Linked DNA regions of Homo sapiens: region 2 is linked to region 1. A link is a loop called in an ENCODE intact Hi-C map of the cell type or tissue named here. Cell type or tissue: heart left ventricle. All regions are shown on one strand. Links, peaks and the distances in the headings refer to the core of each region. The heading gives the core; the rest is flanking DNA. Region 1 has its middle 36 kb from the start of CCK. Region 2 overlaps ULK4 (unc-51 like kinase 4).

Region 1 (2,816 bases), core at 77-2,576:
AGGCTACTGCTGCTACTCTGGTCCTTAGTGTCACAGGTGACTTAATAGAGGCCCCAGGGAGGACTATGAGTTTATGCAATTGAGGTGTGGGAGAACAATACATCACTGTTCTTTCTTTTTTGAAAAGAAGTACTTAAGCCTTTGCCTGTCACTTGAGAATCTCCTCTATCAATGGTCCCCACTGCTACCAGCTGCCTGGCCCTTGGAAACCCTGCTGGATTCTGCCCTTCCCTGCTCTTGGGGGGCCCTAGGTTCCCTCTCTTACTTTTTTCCCCTGAATCTTGTCACATCGATGTACAGGCATTGCTGAGCCTCAGCGCTGCTGGTCCTGGAGGCTGCTGGTCTAAGCTAAAGGCCTGGATTTCTCTCACTGGTTTTCAATTCTTTGGGACTTCAGAGCAGGATCAGCCTGAACTTTGGGCATTTGGCATGGTGAATGCCCAAGTACTGCCAAGCAAACATTTCCTTTAACCCTGGATTCAGTCATCGTGCTGTGGCTTTATAGAACTTAGGAACTACAGGCTAAAGTAGTACGGAGGAAAGGCTCTTACTTTCGGATGTTTTCAGAAAAAAAAAGCAAAGAAAACATTTTCTAAAAAGAAGATGCATTAGAAAGGAGCGGGTTGATTTCATAAGGTGGGAAGCACTCTAATACAGAATACGTTTTGTAAACTTTTTAAAAATGTCTTTCTACTTCCTGGTGCAGCAGGATGATAGGCAAGGTGGCCTCCTCCTCATTCTATGATTAATTTCTTCACTTGCACCCCAAGCCTGTGCACACGCTGTCCTCTTGTTCTGGAATGCCTCCCTCCAGTTCCCCTGGAGAACTGAGACCATGCTCATGCCTTCTTCAAGTGGCTTCTGAGACCCCAAGCAGAGGGACTCCCTCCACTGTCATCATGACCACTTCTGCTGCCTGCGCAGACGGAGCCCCTTTCAAGGGCTGGGACTGTGTCGGTTCCTCTCTGGATTCCCAGAGCAGCATGGAACTGAGTCACACTGAGGGAGGACTCAGGACATCTTGAGACGAAGAGTGGGACGGAGGAACCCAGGCTCAGGAGGGAAGACTCCTCCACCTAAGGAGTCCTTGGGGATCTGGCATGGCACCCCTACCCACCCGCCTTTCCCCCCTCCACCACCCCCCCGCCCTCCGCCAACCACAGCAGCCCCGAGAATCCACTGAAGCTCCAGAAGGGACGTCAGACTCCTGGTCCCAAGGAGGGGCTCTGGAATGTGAGGGGCCAGGCCTTCTTCCTGGCCATTTCCTCTCAACTTGCACCCCAGAAACAAGCACTCTGTTTACAGTGAGGATGTTGGGGGTTCCAGGAGGCAGAGTTGCCCGCCCTGAACTACTTTCCAGGGAAAAGCAAACCCATCTGATCTTGTGATTGGATTAGGGCGGTTTCTTCAGGTCTTTTGCTGTCTCCAAGTGCCCTCTGCTGGCTACAGAAAAAGAATTCCTTTTAGGATATGATGTTTTTGAGCCGTGAGCTCAGATGCACAAAAAATTTCATTTTTTTCTAAATCTCGACTTAATCCCTATTATAAGCTCTCAATTGACTCAGGTAATTCAGCATGACTTTCTTCCTCCACCAACTTCTCCCCAGGTGGCATCTAGGTTCTGGGTGCTGGCACTGGCCAGAGCTGCGGGGGAGGCTGGTGTCCACTTCCTTTGTCCTGTTGGCAAGGCTCTTCAGGACATACCTGCCTCTCTGCTCCCAGGCAGTGTGTGGAATGATTCCCACATCTGTCTGGGGCCAGGTACTTCAGGATCTCCTGGGACTTCTCCACTGAGACGTATCTGCTGGCACTTCTACTTCCTCACTGCCCCATGTGGTCCCTGCCCTGTGATGGGGTGAGTTGCTGGGGAGGGGCTCTGGAACATCCTTACTTCCCCAGGACCCCTGCCAAATGAGCTCATCTGTCCTTGGAGCCCCAAACTCATCAGGGGCTTCTCCTATAACCTTGGATGTGGCCCACAGATGGGGAAAGGACAAAGGCTCCCACACCGGTTGAACGCTGGCATCCCTTCCAACTCCCACGGCCTGGAGAATCTGCATGAAGTCCTTGTCCTTTGTGTTTGGCAAGCAGGAGTAGCACAGGAGGAGTAAGCAGTAAAAAGAGAAACTGTTTCACCAACTTGATGATTTAAAAATTTTTAAATATATATATATATATATATTTTTTTAAAGAGAGAGAGAGAAAAACTGGCTCCACAAGTTTCCTTCTAAATCTTTTGGTCTCACACCAAAACATGTACTCAGCTTTGTCCTTCCTTCCTTTCATGTTTGAAAACCAGGAATTTTATTATCTTTGTTTTCTGGTCTCACCAAATGCCTCTTTGACAACTTCTCCCTTAGGCCATGACGTCCTCTTTTGAACTTCCTGGGCTGGGAGAAGGGCTTGGGATACACATGAAGAAATTCGGCATAGAACAGGGACGATGCACCAAACCACCTTGAACATCCTCCCGTCACACATGAGACAGAAGAATGCCTTCTAGGGTTTACAAAACATCTATCAGTAGAGGGCATTAGAGGGCTTCCCATCTTTTGAGATGAACTCTTTTTGCTCCCACACCTTTTTATTATTTAAGTTTATTCTTTACTTTTTCCGAAAACACTTCAAAGTGACTTGCAGACACCAAGCCCCTTTATCTTAATCCTTTAGCTCCTAGGAAATAGGACATGCCCTTACATATACACAGTGCAATTATCAATCTCAGTAAATTTTATATTGATACAATTTTAAAAATACATGCTATATATTCAAATTTCTGGTTGTCCCAACACTGTCTTTTATAGCATTTTTTCCCA
Region 2 (2,816 bases), core at 76-2,575, 340 kb after region 1:
GTAAATTTCCTTTGTATAAAGTCCTGAGCTGTTAACTTTGCTGTCATTTTCTGTGTTTTGTGACTTAAACATTTTAATTTTTTCTTTTCTTTACACTTAAATTTCTTATTCTAGTTCCAATTGCTAATCCAGCATTTGCGGATAGCTCCAAACTGGGATATGTAAGTAACGTTTATATTTTAAAAATTATTTTTCATGACTTTATTAAGTAGTTACAGAGCACATATTTATCAAAAGCAGAGTCCTAAATAATTATCATAAATTATTCTGATGTAATGATGACTCTACTCATAGGCAATTTTTATGGGCATTCCAATGATAAATTTTAGAATATTAAAAATAGCCCTTCTCCTAATATTACAAATACAATTCTGGGATTATCTAAGGTACTCCTGGAAACTTTATTAACTGTTATTGTTTTTTTATTTTCTTAGAGACAAGGTCTCTCACTATGTTGCACAGGCTGGTTTTGAACTCCTGGGCTCAAGTGATTCTCCCATCTCTGACTCCCAAAGTGTTAGGATTACAGGTGTGAGCCACTGTGCCTGGCTAACTGTTACTGTTTTGAGTATTGATTATAAAATACTTAAACCCTGATCCCTGTGTATTAATTTAGTTATACTTCCTCGAAGTTTCCCTTGGCCACCCTTATCTTTCCCTCATGTAGCACATAGCTTCCCTAGATGTTATTTACAATCTAATGGGATTATGATTTATAAACTCCCGATGGAAGGAAGTGTCCTTGCTTTTTACAGAAGCAACATACCAGGTGGAGAGCACAGTAGATCAAGTGTTAGAAGGCTCTGGGTTCTGTTTGCCAATAAGACTTGGCCAAATGATTATCTTTTTCTCAATCTCTGCTTCCTGGGGACTGTGGGTGGGACAAGGAAATGGCATAGGTTTAGGATTCAGACAGACCTGGGTGTGGATCAAAGATCAGCTTTCTGGGCCAAGTACTTTAATTGCTGAGCCTCAGTTTCCTCATCTGTAAAATTGGGATGGGATAACTGCTTCATAGATTTTTGGTAATTATTCAACTTTGAATGAGGTAAATATATGAGATACCTTGTATAGTGCCTGATTCTTAGTGGGTATTTCATTTACAATGGGGTTGGGGTTGTAGAAGTTGTAGTTATTATCATCAAGCTTGCTTATCTCATGATTGTTAGGACAGGCACATGAAAAAATGGAGGCGAAAGGATTTTGTGGATTGTGGCACTGGTATGATAATAATTATTCTTCTATGTTGGTGAAATATGGGTGAACCAATAGAAGTTTAGAAAATGCTTAATAATAAGGGTAGTTCTTACTATACATCTTCTAATGTTACTCTCCCAAAGTAAAATCTGGTAATAAAAAGTAGGATTTTTAGGTAATGGTTGAGTATTTAATACTTTGAGAAGGCTCATGGTATGCTCATTAAAAATGAATCAATGAAATACTTATTTAAACACCTTTATTTAAAATGTGTTATATCCTTGAATGGGGTGCCCCCTGCTGACATTTTAAAACAGACATTCCAGATCATTTCCAAGTACAGTCATCCTTCTGTATCAGCCCGGAGATTGGTTTTAGTATCCCCTTGGATACCAAAATTCACACATACTGTTTTTTTCCCCCACTTTTAAAAATTGAAGTTTGATTGTAAAACAGTTTTAATTTGAATAAAGTGATACTGAGGTAGACAAGTTCTCTGGTAGGAATCCTCTTTTATTCTTTCTCCATTCAAAGCCACTTCCAGCGACGTTTTCTCTGACCTCAGGTTATATTACCTTGACAGCATATGATAAAGGGTCCTTAACTTAGTCTGGGAGATAATTATTATTGACGTAGATATATTTATTCTTTAGTTTTGTTTTGTATATAAAAAATTAGAATCACATGATATAATTTTATGTTTGTTTTCCCCTGTAACATATATATTACGTATTGTAAATGTTATTATTAACATTTAAAAATAAAATACATAATACTTAAGATAAACTTTTTATATGTTGTGAATATCTGATCATTTTATTTACTATTTTTGGATAGTATTATAATGTTGTAAATAATATTTTGATGAACATTTTTGAGAATAAATCTTTGTGCCTGCTTTTTCTTTTTCTCTTTAGGGAAGATTTGTAGAATTAGAACAGATGGATAGAAGGCAGTAAATATTTTTGTGACTTCTGAAAAATTGCTGAAATACTCTTAAAAAAATTGTATCAATATATAATCCCAGTCAATGTGTTTAAAATGCCTTTTGTTAGAACTTCCAACATTGAGTATTTATCAAATTGTATATCCTTTTATCCTTGCCAGTCAACTTTGAGGTATAATTCACATATAGTAATAGTGTAATACTGTAATTTAAAAAATTTGTTAATTGTAAATTATGCATAATTTAAAATATTCCATTTTAGCCATTTTTATGTATATAATGGCATTTAGTTCATTCTCATTGTTGTATAACCATCACCACTATTCATTTCCAAAACTTTTTCATCATCTTAAACAGAAGCTCTTTACCCATTAAACAGTAACTTCCCCTTTCCTTCCCCAGTCCTGGTAACCTATACTCTACTTATTCTATCTTTGTGAATTTGCTTATGGTGAGTACCTCATATTGCTACTGAAATATCAAGGGGTTTGGTTTAAGTCCTGTTGCTCACAGCACAGAAAGCCAATCACGGAGACAATGAGTGTTGCTAGGGAAGAAGGCTTCAATTGGGTGCTGCAGCTAAGGAGATGGGAGATCAGTCTCAAATTTGTCTCCTCAACTGACTAAAACCAGGGATGTATTTAGCAGGGAAGAAATATAACCATGTATGGGA

The links. A loop is a pair of places that touch in the nucleus more often than their neighbours do. Peaks named below come from ENCODE experiments on the same cell type or tissue, not always from the same donor. Only the 100,000 strongest peaks of a DNase experiment are listed, where the experiment ranks them.
Region 2: a loop joins it to region 1, with 4 times the contacts of the local background. A loop is called at or near these places in 20 of 110 quality-filtered maps.

Annotation. Positions count from the first base shown.
Region 1 is chr3:42,228,660-42,231,475 of GRCh38, reverse strand. No RefSeq gene overlaps it. Among named protein-coding and RNA genes, the nearest start is that of CCK, 36 kb to the left of the region's middle. In heart left ventricle, for the core only: a CTCF peak has its summit at 1,439 (motif pointing left); no DNase peak of the experiment used is centred there.
Region 2 is chr3:41,892,863-41,895,678 of GRCh38, reverse strand. ULK4 (unc-51 like kinase 4) reads left to right here. Exons shown (of 37, transcript NM_017886.4): 16 at 115-161. Among named protein-coding and RNA genes, the nearest start is that of ULK4, 68 kb to the left of the region's middle. In heart left ventricle, for the core only: a CTCF peak has its summit at 1,488 (motif pointing left); no DNase peak of the experiment used is centred there.